Linked DNA regions of Mus musculus: region 1 is linked to region 2. A link is a loop called in an ENCODE intact Hi-C map of the cell type or tissue named here. Cell type or tissue: heart. All regions are shown on one strand. Each heading gives the region's core, and the rest is flanking DNA. Links, peaks and the distances in the headings are about the cores only. Region 1 overlaps A230108P19Rik (RIKEN cDNA A230108P19 gene). Region 2 overlaps A230108P19Rik (RIKEN cDNA A230108P19 gene).

Region 1 (9,930 bases), core at 897-8,896, 55 kb after region 2:
CTAAGACACACTCCTTTCCATTCCTGTGCTGTACCACCTGGTGCGTTGTCATGGCCCACTCACCATTGCTCCCAAAGCTTTGCAAGAACTTCATTTTCATGTAAAGTTGCAAATGGCTCATAAATTCTTAAGCACAAAAAGAAAATGTCTAAGAACCTAAAATGATTAAAATTGTACACCAGAAGGCAGAGGGGATAAAGGAGAGATAGAGGAACTCATCTTTGTTCAAGATAAGGTGTCAGAACTATGTAAAAGATGTACTTTCTATGCTGGGAAGATGGCTCGTGGGGTAAGAGTGCTTGCTGGATACCTAAGTCAAAAGGTAGGTGTGGCCAGGTATTCCTCTAACCCTAGCATTGGAGGTGATAGAGATGGGAGGATTAGAGTGGGTTGGTCTAATGTTGCTATATTCTGATGCTAATTTGAGCCCCCAAGATTGGTTGCCCCAGAGATGAGAGAGTCCACACCCCAATATAGACACTGAGTGACCCTACCTCCAATTTATTTTTTATTGGTAAATAAAGTTGCCAAAAGCCAATAGCTGGGCAGAATAGATATAGGTAGTGTTTAGGTATCAAGGGCTTGGAGATGAGGAGACTCACAAGAGGAAGAAGAAAGGCAGGAGTTAAGAGAACACGTCCCTGTGGGCTGGCCAATTGAAGTTAAGAACAGCCCAGATGAAACATAGTACGTAGTAAGTGATAACTTGGGGTTGTCAATAGGAAAGTAGATTCTAATAACAGAGAGTAGTATCTCCCAGCTCTCGTGTTGTTTAAGGCTTTTATTTACATGTATATTTATATTTACATATAAAGATTGTGTGTGTCTTTCATCCAGAACTAAAAGGTCAAAGGTAGGGTAAAAACCTCAGGCCAGGATTTAAATAATTTCTACAACAGAGAAACTGTCTCAAGGGAGTGAGGTGGGGATTGATAGAGATGCATTCTTGATGTCCCAATCTGGCTTCCACATGCAGGCATGAACACATATACACACATATGTGCAAATATACACACTCACACAAGTGTACTTTCCTAACTGTTCACACTGAGCTCATCAAGAAAGGGTGGGTGATAAGAAGACTGAGCATAGGAGCCACACAGCTCTAGGTTTGATTGATCTCCCTGTCACCCAGGCCCTGGAAATCTGTTTTATCGGTTAGCTTCCTCATGCCTCACAGAGACAAATGTAACAGTGAAGAAATGAGGCCATGTAGCAAAAAAGTCCATGACTGCTTCTGGCATTGGTGACAGTCAGAGCCGCTGTGAGCAGTTGTAGATGTTTAGCCAGACTGGAATAAGCAGCACAGCTGAAAACCCTGGGAGATGAGGTCAGTAAGTGCTTAGAAAGTGCTTAGTAAGTGGGTAGAAGAGGAAGGAGTGGGCTGGGCGACAGACTGAGCCAAGGATAGGAGCTGCCTATCAGATAGCTCAGACTTTAAGCATCATCTTATCAAAAGTCACTTTAAGTTACTGTGTATCAAAGAGTTGGCATGCGCTGTGACCCTAGACAGTATTTGTATTAAATTCACTTACATATCCTCAAATGGTCAAAAACAGACAAACTCTCCCCATTATTAGTCACAATCATGTCTCTTTTTGTAAATTTATGATCAGCTTGGAGGGATCATCTTTGGTTCACAGTCAATGGAGGTTAAAGTAGTTATTTTCTCCTCTTCTGCCTCCTCTCAAACACTGTCCACATTTTGGTCTTATTTTAATATTTTACTTTCTTCCTTTAGCAAAAGAACTGATGTTTGTTCTTTTGAGCTTGTTGATTGTTTGCGGCAGAATTCAGGCCTAACCAGGTAGGACTCGATCATCTAAGCGTGTACAAGAAAGTATGGATAATTAATTAAGTTAGTTTAATCTTCGGAGAATAGGATAACAGTAGCACCAGGCTGGATCCTAACCGCATTGGAAAATAAAATTGCTGAGGTGTTTTTAAGCTGCAAGCTTGTTTTATTCTGCAGGAGCAAATGGTAAAACTCTTAGGTATGGGCCAAAGAAATTTAAACATGAACTTCAATAGATGGTTATGGTTATCATTTCCTTTCCCCTGGGGAGATCAGAGAATGCTCTCTGATGTTGTTCTCTAAGGTTGTCTATGAATGCATTCAATGAAGCAGGAAGGCATAGGCACTCAACTGTTAAGGGGGCTTCTGACCAGGTTCCCTTCCTCTCTCGAATATGGGTTGATTCTCCTTGCCAGGGAGGAGAGGAGTAGTTAAAAGTATGTGTGAGATATTGCTGCTGTCACAGTGTTTGTACCTGCTAGGTAGCTGTTTCCAAGATGGCCATCAATGAGCCTTGCCTGGTGGTGTTTAACCTCAAGCAACCCTTCCCATAGTATGCCAGGGTTGGCTCATGTGACCAATAGGATACAACAGAAGCGAAAGTGTGCTATCTTGAGATAAGATTCTGAATGCCATCATGGCTTCTATCCTCCCTCTCAGCCTACTTCTTTGTGGAAAGCCTTATCAGAAGCAGATGTAAGGTCTGTGTGGTGAAGGACTATAGCTTCCTGCTCACAGGTCATGTCAGCAAGTGAGCTTGGAAGCAGTTCCTCTCAACCCAGCTAAGCTTCAGGTGCCTGCAGGTGCTGCTGGTACCCTGAGTACAGGCTCCTGAGAGCCCCTGAGCCTGATTTACCAGCTAAGCCATGTCGAGATTTCTGACCAAAAGACAGTGAATCAAGAAACAATTCTTAGCCGGGTATGGTGGCGCATGCCTTTAATCCCAGCACTCGGGAAGCAGAGGCAGGCGGATTTCTGAGTTCGAGGCCAGCCTGGTCTACAAAGTGAGTTCCAGGACAGCCAGGGCTATACAGAGAAACTCTGTCTCAAGAAAGAAAGAAAGAAAGAAAGAAAGAAAGAAAGAAAGAAAGAAAGAAAGAAAGAAAGAAAGAAAGAAAGAAAGAACTATTTTATGATGCTAAGACTGGAGTATTTTTCCCCAAAACAATAGACAGCTAGTACAGTGTACATCTGGGTTTTCATAGGCAAACTCAAGGATTCTATGCCGTACAGAGTGAAGAAAGCCCAGCTCAGCAAAGACTGCAGTCCTTCTCTAAGGCTAAAGGCATCTTCTAGCACTGCTAATAACTCTCCCAGTTTGAAACATCTTTTCACTTTATAGGTTAAAAACGAAAGGGGCTGGGCAAGGTGATGTCCAGCTTTCATCCCATCTCTCAGGAGGCAGAAGCAGGCAAATCTCCATGAGTTCTAGGCTACCTAAGGTAAGACTACATAGTAAGACTGTTGTTGTGGAAGGAAAAATTAAAAAAAAAAAACTTATGGAGATGGTTCATTGGATAAAATGCTTGCCAGAAATGGGTGGGGACCAGAGCTGGATCCCAGCCGTTCCCAAATAAAAGCTTGCTGAGTATATTGGCCCACCTGTTCTCCAGTACTCGAGGGGCCAACTAACTAGCCAGACTAGCTGAATCTGCAAGCTTTGGCTACAGTGAGATACAGTGGGAGCACTGGAGGAAGACACACACCCATGTTAATCTCTGTCTCTCCATGCATGCGCACATATGTGAACATGCGCTCTTACACACATGAAACTAGCATCATTTTAGTTACTTTACTGTTGCTGTGAAGAGACACCATGACCAAGGTGCTTTAGAGAAGGGGGAATTTATTGGGGATTACAGTTCAGAGGGGTGAGTCCATGGCCATCACAGTAGGGAGCAGGGCAGCAGGCAGGTGGGCATGGTGCTGGGGCAGTAGCTGGAAGCTTACATCTGATCCACAAGCACAAGGCACAGAGAAAGATAACTGGGCATGGCTTGGGCATTTGAAACCTCAAAGCCCACTCCCAGGGACACACCTCACCAGTAAGGCCACACCCGCTGTGGTAAATATTTAATATTAATTAGGGGTTTCTACCCTGCTTTGATGATTCAGTTCCCAGGTAAAAGACACAAACCCTTTACGTTTACTTAGGCCTTCGAAGCATTAGGGCTGGGCAGCTATCGACCCTCTGTGGCTCTCCTACCTGCTCTGTCACTAACTCCGAGCTGTAATTTGCCATGCTCCTCCTGAGCTGCTCTCACTCCAATTGCCCAGCCCTCGAGAGCATGTTTTCATGACTCACCTGCCCCATGGTGTCCTCTCCTCTCTTTTCACCTCTCTCTTTTCTCTCATTGTCCTACCTCAGACCCTAAGCCCAGTTACTGAAACCCCACCTACCTTTCTTCTGCCCAGCTACAGGCTGTAGGCATCTTTATTCAATCATAGTTTTAAATTAAGGAGCACGGGTACATACACAGCATCACTTGGTATGCATGAGGATTTCCTCGTCCTTGCAGGGCAAACAGACCTGAGGGGCCGTATTTAGCTTTACAATATCTAGCAATAGACAAACCTCAACACAGTTCCCCAAACAGGGATCTCCCCAAATAGTTCCCCAACTGGGGATCAACATTCAAATATATGAGTCTGTGGAGGGTCTTCTCATTCAAACCACCACGAGCACAGCACATGAACATACACCACAAACACATAGACACATCCAAAAGCAAAAGATCAAAGCCAGGAGTGGTGACTCATGCCTTTAATCCCAGGACTCAGAAGGAAGAGGCAGGTAGATCTCTATGAGTTCTATACCGAGGGTGAGTTCCAAGGCTACATAGTGAGACCTTGTCTCAAAAATCTAACAAGCAAAAAACAAAGTCAAAAATAAAAACAAAGGAACAAGAGCTGAAAAAAAAAAAAAAAGCAGAGGAACTCAGGGCTATGTGAGAGAGTCCTCCACAACTTAAATGTAGGTATTTAATGGCGAGTGATTCTTCCTTCAATGTTTACTGAAGAAATGCTGAGAGATATGCAGAAACATGAACAATGAGGTCTTTTCTTGTTTGAATTATCAATATATTGTAATTGACCCAAATATGTATCTGTGTCCCATCTTGTACCTGGAGTACTGAGATTACAGATGGTCACCTCTGCATCTGGATTTTTATTGATTTATTTTTTTAGCATGAGATCCGGACATCATGCTTATAGCACAAGTGTTCTGCCCTCTGACCTATCTCACAGGCCTGACAGGGGGTCCCTCTGGGGTAATAGCCATACTAAACTAAAGAAAACTTAGCTTTCCTTTCTCCACGCCACTGTGTTGCTTGAATTTCTTCCCAGTAAGCATTGCTTACAGTGTTCTAAATTATTACATTCAGCAACATTGATGTAGCTATGTCCTCTTGGCGCCACTGAAGGTGCCCTGATCTTACCTAACATGCAAAGGAGGGAATAATAGCCACTTGGTTTCTGTTACTGCTTTGAGTAAAATAAAATTAAGAAGTGAGACGGAACACTGTGTGAGCAGGTGACAGTGTGACAGAAATGGAGTGAGCAGAGAATCTCTTTTATACTTGAATCCCAGTCTCTCAGTTTGGTAAGCTCTGCACTCCAGAAATGAACTCCGCAGAGGCTGACCTGGGAACTTGAGAATCAGCTCCACGTGTAGAGGTGGATCAGGGGTTGCTTGAACTCCAGGGAGTCCCAGAGACCCTTGGTTGCCCCTTAGCATCTTCATTAAAATTGAACTTGTGCTTCAAAATGTTGACAACCATCATACTTGTTTTAAGAACTGGAATCAAAGACTTCAAGGGTGAAATATAGTTTTTCATCAGTTCACCTCGAATATACCCATTCCCTTACTCAAAGTCCATGGCTCCTCAGTCATTGGTGGCATTTTTTTATATGCATATACTTTGTCAGACAATATGTGTGGAGCAGAGTAGGCAGGCTTCAGTTGTTACTGACCACAAAAGCTTGGAACTATGACTCCCCACTCCTAAGATGACCCAAGCAGAATTGGAATAGAGAGTGATAAATACAATAAAGACAATGGAGGCGTTGCTTTCTGTGTCAAGATGAACAAGGCAAACAGTTCAGATGCCTCAGCAGATGATAAATCAGATCCAAAGACTAAGCCAGGGTGGGATTTTAAAAGACTTTCTCATCATTGTCTTGTCCTCTACAGAAAATAATTCATGAAATTGTGAAGTTGGGTTGCACGGGATCTCAGATTCTGCCAACACGCCTTTTGCTTTGAGTTTGTGATAAACAGCACTTACTTGATCTTGGTAGAGCCTAAGAGACAAACATCTCACCATATCCCACAGAGAGTTTACTTAGGACAGGAAACGGGCATTCAGTGAATGACTGTAAAGGCACAGTCCAACCAAGGACGGGGAAACCGTCTTGCTCATTTCTTTTGTGTGCAATTAAATTGCAGGAAAGAAGCCGAGGAAATTACGTGCCTAACCTCTTATTTCTGGCTGAATAATCTTTACATCATTGATAGTTATTAATCAAATTGTTTTGGATCTTAGATACTGTGGATGGATTTATCTGTTTCTCTGCCAAGTAATTTTAAAGCTTTCACATTTCCATTAGAAGTGGGATATGGTGCCTTTACATGAATTATAAATGTATTATACTTTTTATTAAAATTAATGAAGGAATATCTTTTGTGTCGTTTAGCTGACAGTCATTTCGGCTTGTGTTGTATAAATGCTTCTGTTAACCTTATTTTAACATTGTTACCATTTTGTGGTACTGGAGATCAAATCCAAGGGCTTGTGGATGCTATGCAAGCTCTGTTCTGCTTAGCTAGATCCCTGGGTCCCTTGTGCTATTTTGTTGTTGTTGTTGTTGTTGTTGTTGTTGTTGTTGTTAAGGAATTTGTGTTCAGCCAAAGCAAGGCATAGAATCAATTTTTTGTTTTTCCTTGTTTGGGGGGAATACAGTTGAGTTTTCATTTACCTCCTAGATCTCAGTTCTCACCTGAAGGATGAGAGAATTTATCAAAGGTGTGGTATATTTAGAATGTATTTTCTCCATCTGTATATTAACTGGCACACAGATGACCACAATCTGAGCTGAACCCAAGCTAATCCTAGCTATTGAGAGCAGAGGCCTTTAAACTAGGGTAAGGTGCTTCAGACTCTCCAAGGGATATGTGAGCTGGGTATTTTAGCAAACTCATTTCTAGGTCCTCAACTTCCATGTCCTTAATTAATTACTTAGTTAATTAATTTGGTTTACCAGGACAGAGTTTCTCTATGTAGCCCTGACTGTCCTGGAACTGGCTCTGTAGACCAGACTGGCTTCAGATTCAGAGATCATCTTGCCTTTGCCTCCTAAGTGCTGGGATTAAAAGCATGTGCCACTGTGACTAGCCTGATTTGTTGTTTTTTTCAAGTCAGGGTTTCTCTGTGTAGGTCAGCTGCCCTGGAACACCGCTGGCCACTACCATCTGGCCTTTCATTTCTTCTTAAAACAAAACAAAACAAAAAAATCAAACAAAACAAACAAACAAAATTTTTCCCAGGGTCTTTGCTAAGGCTAGCCTTGAACTCACTATATTGTAGTCAAGGATCTCCTTGACCTTCTAACACCCCCCCCCCCCCCCCCCGTCTCCACCTTCCAAGTGCTGGGATTACCGCAGCGGCGTGTCACTGCACACTTATTTCTGTAGTACTGGGCATGGAATCCAGGGAGTCATGCTTCGAGGAAGGCAAGCATTCTACCACCTGAGTTCCATGCCCAGCCCTTCAGCTTCCACTCTTATCCTGTGCCAATTGCCTTTCTTTCCAAAAGAAAACAATACCTCGCAGCATTAAATTCAGTTATTCTGAAGGGAGAAAACCCTTCAAGGCTTCCAAGAGGCAGCTGGTAATATTTGGATTCATTATAAGAAGTATCCCCTTCCCCTGACCAAATAGCAAACCCTCTGCTCGCCAAATGGTTTTCAGCTCTGCATGCCCAACAAAGCAGGGTAGGGTCTTCCTGGGTCATCAGCTAGCTATTAAATCTCTCAAATAGTATATGCTTCTAAATCACTATGTGATTTTTTTTTGACATGACTGACAAAGAGGTTAAAAAAGTTAGAGACATTTCCATAAAATAAACAAAAAATGTTTATTTTCCCATTAGTGTGTTTATATGAATAAAAGTTCTCAGAATTCACATGTATAAACATGGAAAAGAGGAACAAAACGGATGGTGAGTCCTGTTTCATTCTAGCAACAAGCACACTTTTATCAGCAGATCTGTAACCCACAGGAGGGAGAATGTGAATCTATCCATCTATCGATATGTCTGTCTACCTATGTTAGTATGGCTCTATCAAATGAAGATACATTCCCATAAAATTTTGATTTTAAACTCTTTAAAAATTTTATTTTATTTTGTTCTGTGTACATGCGTGTCTTTGTGTGAGCATGTACACATGTGTGCAGGTACCTTGGGAGGGCTAGAGGAGAGCGTCACATTCCTTAGAGCTGGAGTTGAGCTGCGTGATGTGGAGTGTGGTAAACAAATCTGGGTCTTCTACAAAAGCTGTACTCAACCTCAGAGCCATTTCCCCAGACTCCTAATTTTATTTTTAATGACAAAACTATAGTAGAAAACACATATGTGATTGCCTAGAACTGGGAACGAGGCATGGGAACTTCCTGCAGAGATGTGGACATTATTATTATTTAATACTTTGATCTTGTTTGTGTTGTTACACTCCATAACTGAGTGTAATTACCTAAAATCACTAACCAGTAAAATTGAAATGGGAGGGTTTTCTTGGATATAAATTATCCTCAATAAAGCTGAGAAGTTCTGTTGTTACATTTAATACTTATGTATCATATTTATAATATTTGCAAACATTCAGTCCATTGTATATTTGTTCATACTTATTTTAATAGAATACAATCTGGAAAAAAATCTTTACTACTTTGAGGCATATAGCTAGGACTAATAACAAACTTTTTATATGTATTCATGTGTATCTCTGTGTATGCTCAAGTGTGTATTGGATGGTATGTATGTATGTATGTATGTATGTATGTATGTATGTATGTATATGAGGCGAAAGGACAACTTTACCTGTGGCCCTCCAAACAGCATCCTTTGTTGTTTTGTTTTTGAGGCAGGGTCTCTCACTGGTCTGACGCTGGGCATGTAGGCTAGGCAGGCTGCACAGCAATCCTGAGGGAATTCACCTGTCTTAGCCTCCCCTGTGGTATTAAAATGCTGGTTTTATGAGCACATACCACCATGCCTGGATTTTTTTTTTTTTTTTTGGCATGGATCTTAACACAGATTCTCCTGCTCATAGAGCAAGCACTTTACTAACAGTTATTTCCCCAGCTTTGGCGAGAGAACATGTTAATGAATACCCCTGAAAATAATGACTTATAAAAGACTGTAAAGTATAATAGAGATAACATGGCTCAATTCTATCTGAAAGGAATTAAGATATGAGAGAGGAGAAGAAGCAGATGCAACTGCAGCTCTCAAACAAGAGCTGTTGAAGTATTTTTAAACACAGAAGGGAGTGGGCTATAACACATGACTACTTCAAAAGAAGTTTCCAATTGGTTTAAAAGAGTGGTATTGTGACCACTGTATTTTAAGATATTGATACTTTAGCTACAAAGTTCCTTCTTTGAAACTGTTTGGATTTAAGGAGAAAGGTGTTAAGGTTTCCATTTACATGTGTCCAAAAATGTTTCAAAATTCTTTTAGAAACAGAAAAGACCACTGAAGAGAGTGTGCAGTTGGGCAATGCTCCCTACCCATGAGTTTAACCCTGAAGTAGTTGGCGGGCAGCTGTAGTCCCAGCCCTGGAGAGGTGCAGACAGGAGGGTGTCCAGGCCTCGGTGGTCAGCCATTCTGCTCCATTAGTGAGCTCTAGGTTTAGTGAGAGACCTTGTGACAGAAAGTAAGATACAGAGAGATGGAGGGAAAGACTCAGCCTTGCCCTCTGTCCTCCACAGGCATACATACCTGTAGTGGGGGGAGGCGAGGAAAGGAAGGCAAGGTAGGGATATGTATGTAGACCAGGGAGGACTGAGAAAGAGTCATCCAGAGCACATAAGCAAACTAACTGAGAACGGTCATGAAACTCAGTGGAGAGA
Region 2 (9,930 bases), core at 885-8,884:
CCTAAGTCACTGAGATTGGAAAGCAGTAAGCCTGGTTCACACACAGTGTTGGGGATCAATTTCAGGTATCAATTGAACTGTATATCGCCAGTGCCCAGAAGTCAGCTTTTTAAAATTCAAGATTCAAGTGAGAACTCACTAGAATTAGAATGACCACCATTAAAAGCAAGCAAGCAAGCAAGCAAACAAACAAAAACCCAACAACAGTAACAACAAGTGAACAAATAAAAACCCCAAATCCAGAAAATAACAAGTGTTGGCAAGGATGTGAAGAAACCAGAACCTTGTACACTCTTAGTGGGGAATATGAAATGAAATAAAAATTAAACACACAGCTACCAGAGGACCCAGTTCTGCTTCTGTGTGTATGTCTGAAAGAAGGAAAAGAAGAACTTGAAGAGACATCTGTACTCCAGTGTTCATAGCAATATCCTTTCCAGTAGCCCAAGGTGGAAGCCTAGGGAAAATGTGATATAAATATTCAACGAAATATTAGTCACACTTAAAAGAGACATTCAGCTGGGCAGTGGTGGCGCACGCCTTTAATCCCAGCACTTCGGAGGCAGAGGCAGAGGCAGGCGGATTTCTGAGTTCGAGGCCAGCCTGGTCTACAGAGGGAGTTCTAGGACAGCCAGGGCTACACAGAGAAACCCTGTCTTAAAAAACCAAAAAAACAACAACAACAACAAAAAAAACCAAAAAAACCCTAACTAAAAGAGACATTCTTTCAGGTGCTGTGACATAGAAGAAATCTGATGTGGTGGTTTGATTGAAAATGGTCCTGCAGACTCATTTATTCACATGCTTGGTCCCCAGTTGATGAACTGTTTAGAAATAATTTGGAGGCGTGGCCTTGTTGGAGGAGGTGTGTCAATGGGAGTGGGCTTTGGTTTCAAAAGCCCATGCCTATAGATCAGGATATAAAGCTCTCAGCTACTCTCCTAGCTCCACACCTATCTGCTTTCTGCCATGATGATAATGGGCTAATCCTCTGAAACTATAAGCATGCCCCCAGTTAAGAGTTGCCTTGATCATGGTGTCTGTTCACAGCCACAGAACTAAGATACCTGGGGATATTACAGTAAGCGATGTAAGACAGCCACAAGTGGGTGGAGTGTGGCGGCTTCATTCATTGGTCCTTCTTGTTGCTGAGCCCAGAACTGTCAGATGCAGAGACAGAGGGGGGGGGGGGGAGGGGAATGAGTGCAAAATGTAGTTGCCAGGGGCGGTGGGGGAGGAGGAGTTGGGGAGTTAGTGTTTAATGGGAGAGCTTCAATTTTGCAAGATGAAAATGTTGTAGAGTTGATGATGGTGATGGTTATGCAACTGTGCATGTGTGTCAAGAGCCACTTAAACATGGGCAGGATGCTACATTTTCTCATGTGCATTTTCATGCACACACATGCATGCACACATGCATGCACACATGTATGCACACATGCACACACATGCAAGCACACATATGCATCCATGCACACACACTCACATTTCCAGGGCTAAGATCAGCTGGTAAAACGCTTGCCTCTGTGGCATTATCAGACTGTGCTCTGCCCCTGACACCCCGTCTTGCTTCCTTGGGTTCCTTTCTTGGCTAAGGTGTGAGCAATTACCCCTTTCTCCAGTCTCCCTTCCCCATTTTTGGTTCCAACCAGTCCCCTTCTAAGGCAGTTGTCTCCTTCCCTCTCCCCCTCCTTCCTGGGCACACGGCTGCTTCAGGAAGTTCTGACTGGTCTTGGGGCCCTCGGTTAACAGAATACATTTCCACTGTGGATTTGGCCTCATCAAGACCGAAACAGTCTGTCCCTTCTGGCTCCTGCTGGCCTCTGACTGTTGGTCAGTTTGTTTTGAGGTAGGGAGGGGAGTGGGGCAGAGCAGAGAAACTTTACACAAAGACAGCCCCTCTGTTCCCCTAGCACTGTTGGATGCCTGGTGGGTGGTTCTTGGCCACAGTCATTCCTCCTCCTTCCCTACTGCCAGCTGGACCTCTGTCCCCTCTTGTCCAGCCAGTGCCAGCAACTACCATGAAAGGACAGTTCTTCACTGAGGGCCAAGTGGAGGCTTCACCCCACCCATTCTCAGAGGACCTTCTTAGTCTAGGGCATGTCTGTAGTGCCAAGGCACTATCTCCGTGGTTTGGGGTGTTTTTTTAAAGTAAATTGACATAGGAGACCAGACTTGGAGTCTGGCTTTCTCCTTGAGAAAGCTTCTATTCTTTATCTGAGATCCCTTCCTTGAGGCCCAGGGCTTAGTGTTGGGCAAAGACCTACCTTGTCAGGTCCTCCACTTAAGAGCCCCGAGAAGCTTTCTGGGTTTTCCCAGGCAATCATTGACAGAGGAACAAGTTGGTGCCACCCCAGTCAGTTACAGAGACCCTGACTTATCAGCTTCTTTATTTTCTAAAACCAACTGGATAACGCCCCCCCCCCCCCCGTCCCCACTTCTGCCCACAGTCAGGACTCATTTCTGAGGGTAGGGATATAGCCAGATGATAGAGTACATTCCCGGTGTGCATGAAGCCCTGAATTCAGTCTTCAGGGCCATGTGAACTGGCCTGATAACATGTATCTATCTATAACTTCGACAATGGTGAGATGGAGCAAGACGGTGAGGAGCTAGCTCAAAGTTATCCTTGGCTACATAGCAAGTGCAAGGCCAGCTAGGGCTGCATGGGGCCTTGAAAAGGAGAAGAAAGAAAAGGCCCAGTAGGGAATTTTTCTGCAGTTCAGATCTTAAACCTTCTCAAAGACACACATGTCCTTTCTCCTTCACATCCAATAGCAGCTGTGTAACTTTCCATGACCTTCCCAAACGTTCCTAAGTCTCAAAGAGGGTTTAGAAAGTTAAGGAGAGGCTTGTTCCAGACGCACACCCCTGAGCCTGGTTCGGGTGTGGCTGGAATTAAGTAGATTCTTGGCAGTGCATGTGTGGATGCTGGCGTGTGAGTCTCCCTGTACCTGAATTACAGTGACTTCACACATGGTCTCCTCTCAGCAGCGTTTGTATGTTCAGAGGGGTCAGAATTCATTCCTGCCATACTCCTCATGCAAGTTTCATTCCCATCTCCTCGCAGGAGTGCTGGGATTGCAGATTCAAGCCACAACATCTGGATTTAAAAAACAACAACAAAACAAAACAAAGCAAAAAACAACAACAACAAAACAAAAACCAAAACAAAAATTAACAACAACAAACAAGCAAACAAATAAAACCCATGGGAATCCCAATGATCAAACTCAGGCTGTCAAGCTTGCAAGAAAACTTGCCAGCCGTGTCTCTGGTATTTGAAAGTACAGTTCAGTAGTGTTAAGTATATTCTTATTGTTCTGTAAAGAATTATGCTGTCTAGTTTTAAGTCAACTTGACCCAAGCTAGAGTCCTTTGGGAAGAGGGGCTTTCAACTGAGAAAATACCTCCAATAGATTGGACTATGGCAAATCATTTTCTTCATTGAATGATTGATTGGTTGATTAATTGATGTGGGAAGGCCCAGCTCACAATGGCAATGCCACTCCTGCGTTCTACAGGAGAGCAGGCTGAGCAGCCATGAAGAGCAAGCCAGCAAGCAACACTCCTCTATGGCCTTTAGACCCGTTCCTGCCTCCAGTCTGGCACTGACATCCCTAGGTGGCAGATGTCAAGCTGTGAGTTGAAATAAACCCTTACCTCTCCAAGTTGTTTTTTGGCCACAGCATTTTAACACAGCAATAGATACTCTAACTAAGACTCTAGGTTCTGTAAATTCATTATCCTGCCAAGCTGGAACTCTGCAACATAGCAAATTCCCATGCTGGCCTCTCTTTCCAGGAGCTGGTGACCTACAGATCCACCTTCTGTTGGATGGCTTTTGATACCTTCAGTAAGAAGGATCCTTTGTATTTTCCTCTTTGTGACTGGCTTCTTTCAGCATTATCTCCTTGAGGTTACTCTAGATCACAGCCCATGTACCTAGTCTCTCCCAGACCTCAACAGTGACCTTACAAGTTGACTTTGAGTCACAGTTTCCAGGTGAGAAAATTAAGACTTGGAGGGATTAAACAATTGTCCAGGACTATGCCATGAATCAAATTATGTGCCCTCAGATATAGGGCCGAATTCTCCCCCTAATTATCTAATGTGGCCTTATTTGGACATGGATTCTTTGTGGGTCTGATTAAGTTATGGACATGAGATCGCCCTGTGTTTGGAATGAATTCTAAATGCAGTGACGGACTGACATCTCTTCCTCTGACATCTGGGCAGGCTGGCACAACCCACAAGAACCAAGTTTCTCTATAGTTTGTTTTCCTACAGAGCACTGAGGCTCCCCTTGGTTTTGCTGCAGCACAAACTTGCCCAGAGCCCCTTTGGCTTCTGTAGTTGACTTTCTATCTTTGCTGGACTTGGGTTGAGAGGTCATCATTGATCATATTTGCCCTCTCCTCACTGTTCCTCCAAACATCACCCTGGTCTGCTTCCACACTTAGTGGCAGTATAGCTCTTGACCTTCAGAGGTCAAGTAGCACCTTTATTTGTTGAAATAAAGGTCTGTTTTCTTCCTGTTCTCTGGAAGCTGGCTGTCCCCTGGATCTTCCCCCACCCTGCCTCCATGAGCTTCTTTGGATCTATGCTGCTGTTCACTTGATTTCAGAGTCACATCTGCCTTTTCTCCAGCCGCTATCCCTAGTACAGGCAAAGTCAGTTGTGGGCAATGGCGACAGCATAGCTCCACATTGCTGCCTGCCGCAGCCTGAGGAGGTCCCTTAATCTAGATCCCTGGCCGTGACACAGAAAACTATTTCTGAACGAGCCAGTAGTAAGCTTATTAAAAATAGCAAGAGCCGAGCCTGGGGAGAGAACTAGGCCCACCTGAGGCCGTGGGTATTGACTGCTCAGAGGAGAGTGGCTTTTCTGTGTCCTTGTGGTGGCTGTAGATAGGATTTCAGAAGCTTCTGGAACTTCATTTGCATAACCTGTTTAAGGGACCCTCTCCCCTTCTGTCTCTAGTGCTCTTTCTGTTGAGATTGCAGGGTGATGCTGGAGCTGCCCTAGATGGGAATACAGTGATAAGGTAAAGCCAGGGGTCCTTAGGGTTGCTCGAGGGGTTCTGGTGAGATTCCTGGAGATTTGCAGATCTACAGCTGGGAGGAAGAAAGGCCTTTCTTCCGCAAATGTACATGTCGTTGCAATTCTTGACTCTCATCTGGAAAGAGGCGTCACCAGCTGCTTATCCTTCTCATGTCCAGAATTTTCCCTTTCTTTCTACACTGGCTCAACAGTGGGAAGCTATGTGCAAGCTAGGGCACAGCTGCCTTGCCCTTGGCAAACGCACGGCTGTTAACAGGCTCTCATCTCCCAGGAGACACCTATTCTTTCTGATTCCACCTGGCCCCTGTCTTCTTCCTCCAGTGCAGGCTGGCCCAGCCTTGCTGCTGCGTTCCACTCAGTTCCTGGACATCAAGGACTCTCCCCTGGCAGTGACTAGCGTCCCTTACATGGCCCCTTCAGAATCTCTCATTTCCTCAAGTAGCTGTTGTCATTTGAAATGTTCGCCCTTCTCCTCTGTGTTGATCTAGGGTCAGGCTCTGCATTGGCCTTGAACAACTCAGGGTTGGAGCTAATTTCACTTGATGTAGAAAAGAAAAAAAACAAGCACAAAAAAAAAACCCAAACTGAACCAACTGACCAACCAAACGAATGAACAACCAAATAAACAAAACCCTGCCCTCTTTGGAAGAGTGGTGGATAGAGAGGCACTTGGAGCCCCTCTCTTTATGGCCCCAGGAGCCCGTGGATAACACTTCTGACTAAGTCCAAGATTCTGCAGATCTGAGAGGGAACAGGAGGATGACAGTGGCTGTGAGCATTACTCTCCCGAATGGTTATGGGAACAGTGTTAGTTTCTAACTCTGGTACAGTGGGAGTCTCTGAGGCAGGGGACAGGGAACACAGCATTGATTTCCCACCTGCTTTCTTTGGGTTTTAGCAGCATATGGCTAGGCCGATGCAGCACTTCTCAACGTGTGTCCTTAGGATAAGGGTCGGACTAGTTTCTTAGGTTGTTACTACTTCTCAATAAAAGTGTCTTGAGTGGAGAAGTCTAAGAAGTGTTTCAGGGCTGGTGAGATGGCTCAGTGGGTGGAGGCACTTGCCTTCAAGTTTGAGGACCTGAGTTTGATCAACGGGCTCCACATGGTGGAAGGAGAAAGCCTCCTCTTGCAGGTTGTTCTCTGTCATACATAAACATGTACACATGTATACACACACACACACACACACATATATATATATATATGTGTGTGTGTATATATACATACATATATATGTATATAATATGATTAACTAAATTTAATTTTTAAAATAAAAAATTATAAAATAAAACAGTGTCTAGGCAGGTGTGGTGGTGTTTCTAATATTTCAGAGGTAGAGGCAGAGAAGGTTCAAGCCTATCCTCCACCGCGTAGGAAGTTCAAGACCAGCCTGGGCCACATGAAAAACCATAAAACAAAATAGCAAAGCCCAAACCCCAAGCAAAAAACCAACCAACCAACAAAATCAAACCCAAACAACAACAGCAACAAATCAAAATAGCATTAGTAAGGTTCTTTACTGCAGAACTTTTTGCATAACTGTGCCATCAAATCAGCGTATATAACTGAAGGCTTCTGGGTGAATGTCACGTGCTGGGAACAGAAGCCTGGGAAAGAGCCTTGTCTGCAAGTAGTTTACTAGTCTGCAGCAGACAGACTTTACGCAAGGGGCTACCCACTAATTATAGCTTTATAGTGCTACAAAGGAGAAGGGTGGGGTCCAAGGAGAGCGTGTTTGCCATTATGCTCTATCTAGTCTGGCACATCAGCAGTGGCTTTCTGGGGGAAGTGATGTCTGCATTAAGACTCAAAGGAGAAGCTGCTTCCTAGGGCACAGGGGTGTGGAGCACACACAGGTGCTCTGAATGGGAGAGTGTTCTAACCCCCTTCCCTACACTCCTCCAAAACTCCAGCTGGCATGGGGCCTACTGTTGGCTTAGGTGCAGACAAAGATCCCCAGCAGGAATTCTAGAGACCAGAGTTATGGTGGTAATACCGTCTGTCCTTAGCTATCTAAAGACCAGGCTCTCTCTCTCTCTTCAGCCTTGTCTTTGTTGTCAGTAACATCCAGAATAAAGAGCATGACCCTGGAGAGCTATGCTTCTTTTATTCTGCTTACTCGGCAAGGGGCAAGGGCTCTCTCATGCATCCCAGGCTGGCCTCAAACTCATTATGTAGCCAAGGATGACCTTGAGCTGTGCCTCTTGCCTCCAATCCCTAAGAGCTAATATTACAGTCTCCATCATCCATGCATATGTATATGAATATATATATATATAATTTTACATGTATAAAATTAAAATTATAATATAGGTTGCTTTTTCTATTTCTTAAGGTACAGGCATGAGAGAAGCAGCACTAACTACCAGCGAGAACATTTTTAAGTAGGGAGGGAATGAATAAAATAAAATAAAATAAAACAAGAGAATGCAACAACTATAGCATTAATTATGAGTAAATGCTAAGGTGATAGATAGCTCAGCTCCCAGGCATGTGATATGGAAAAGTATAGTATGTTTGCCACCCCAAAGCTTCAGGAGACCACTGTGCCTTGGCTATGGCTTGAGTATGTTCTAGAAAGCCACATGTGCTGAATTGAATCCCTGTTGTATCATATTAGGGTGAAAACTTAATTCCAATGTAGTGTTCAGAGTTGGAGTCGATAGATGTTGATCAGTATTAATAATTGTTGACCTTCCATCTAAGCTCGGCCCCACAGTTACCTGGCAACAGTTACCTGCCTGACTCACTATAGAAGGGGATGTTTGCCCCCTCCTTATTCTCTTACCCTCTCTTCCCCCTCTCTTCCCATTCCTCCCTCATGTGCTCATAGCCAGCCTCCACTTCTTCTCTTCTCTTCTCTTCTCTTCTCTTCTCTTCTCTTCTCTTCTCCCCTCCCCTCCCCTCCCCTCCCCTCCCCTCCTCTCCCCTCCTCTCCTCTCCCCCTTTCTTTCTCTCTCTCTCTCTCCTCTCCCTCTCTCTCTGCATTTCTCTGTCTCTACTCCCTCAGCTTCCGACCCCCTGCCCTAAACTCTATTCTATTCTATTCTATTCTATTCTATTCTATTCTATTCTATTCTATTCTATTCTATAACATCCTGTGTCTGGTCCCTCAGGGGAAAGGGATGCCTCAGCATGGGCCTGCAGAGGCACCCACTTCCCCCATACCATACTGCACCTCCACCAAACATATCCTTTCCTCTCTTTTTTACAAAACAATAATGCCACCAGGGTGGACGATATGTTTTGTAAAGCGGCCATAAGATGGGTGGGAGGGGGTGCCTTAGCAGGCTCTGGTATCAGCCATAGGATAGGCCTCGTATAAAATGGAGTATATTTGGGACGTGGAAAGGGAGTCTGGGGAAGGGAGTAGAGGCAGAGGAAGGAAGGGGACAGAGGAGAACAGAGAGAGAGAGGAGAGGAGGAGAGAGAAAGAAGGGAAGAGGCTGGCTGGGAACGCATGGGGAGAAGAAGGTGGGGGAATGGAGGGGCAACATCCCTTTTATACATGAACCAGGCTCATACCTCACTATTGCTAGGTAACCGTTGGGCAGAGCCTAGAGGAAATGCTAACAGTGGAACCCCCGTGATTAAAGACAGCGGCTTTATAATGAGACAGATAAGAAAGGGGGCATGTACATGTACCCAGCCTTTTTATTTAATGCACTTGTCCATGTTGGGACACCGCCAGTTCTATTGCTGTGAAGAGACACCATGACCACAGCAGCTCTTATAAAAGAAAGCATTTAACTGGGGGCTTGCTTACAGTTTCAGAGGCTTAGTCCAGTATCATCATGGTGGGAGCATGGAGACATGTGTGGTACTGGAGAAATAGTTGGAGCTACACTCTGATCCACAGGCAGAGATAGAGAAAGAGGGGGCAAAGGAGAGAGAGAGAGGGATAGAGAGAGAGGGAGGGAGAGAGGGGGGAGGGGAGGTGGAGAGGGAGAGGGATTGAGACTCTGGGCGTGGTATGAGTTTTTGAAACCTCAAAATTCACCCCCAGTGACACATTTCTTTCAACAAGGCCACACCTCCTCCTTTTCAAATAGTGCCACTCCTCGCCAGCTAAGAATTCAAGTTTGTGTGCCCATGGGAGCCATTCTCATTCAAACTATCCAAATGACGATAATCAGATGCAACTTCAGCCTTGAAGCAGAATCCTAAACTGAAATAAACCACTTAAAAAAAAAAAAGTCAACCTAACTTGACCAGCATGGTACAAACCTTCAATCCCAGCAGGAAGCTGAGGCAGGAGGATCTCTGTGAGTTCAAGGCCAGCCTGGACCAGAATAAGGATTCTCAGGCCAGCCTAGGTTTTATATATATATATATATATACACTGTCCCAAACAGTTACCTCCTCTCAGATATTTTACAACAGCAACAGAAAACAAAACAAAATGAAACAAAACTAACATAGTGACCGAGGTGTGGTGGTTTGACTGGACATGTCCCCCATAGATTCATGCGTTTGAATGCTTGGCTCACAGGGAGTAGCACTATTAGGAAGTATGGCCTTATTGGGAGGAAGTAAGTCGCTGTGGGGGTGGGCTTTGAGGTCCTAAATGATCAACTATGCTCAGTGTGTAACTTATCCAGTCTCCTCCTGGCTGCCTTCAGATCAAGATGTAGACCTTTCCTCCAGCACCACGTCTGCCTGCACTCTGCCATCCTTCCCACCATGGTGTTAATAAACTGAACCTCTGAACCTGTAAGCCAGCTCCAATGAAATGTTGTCCTTTATAAGGATTGCCACGGTCATGGTGCCTGCTCACAGCACTGGAAACCCTAACTATGAGACCCTGTACTCCCTGGGGCTTCTGTCAACCCACAATTACTGACAGCTGGGGAGGGCTCAGGAG

What was found. Peaks named below come from ENCODE experiments on the same cell type or tissue, not always from the same donor. Only the 100,000 strongest peaks of a DNase experiment are listed, where the experiment ranks them.
Region 1: it touches region 2 in a loop (2.0-fold over the local background); 2 of 42 quality-filtered maps call a loop at or near these places.

The regions. Positions count from the first base shown.
Region 1 is chr2:6,283,578-6,293,507 of GRCm38, forward strand. All of the region lies in intron 4 of A230108P19Rik (RIKEN cDNA A230108P19 gene), which reads left to right. Among named protein-coding and RNA genes, the nearest start is that of Gm13383, 26 kb to the left of the region's middle. In heart, for the core only: no CTCF peak of the experiment used is centred there; no DNase peak of the experiment used is centred there.
Region 2 is chr2:6,228,166-6,238,095 of GRCm38, forward strand. The region is part of intron 1 of A230108P19Rik (RIKEN cDNA A230108P19 gene); the gene reads left to right. Among named protein-coding and RNA genes, the nearest start is that of Echdc3, 20 kb to the left of the region's middle. In heart, for the core only: no CTCF peak of the experiment used is centred there; no DNase peak of the experiment used is centred there; H3K27ac peaks cover 1,302 bases.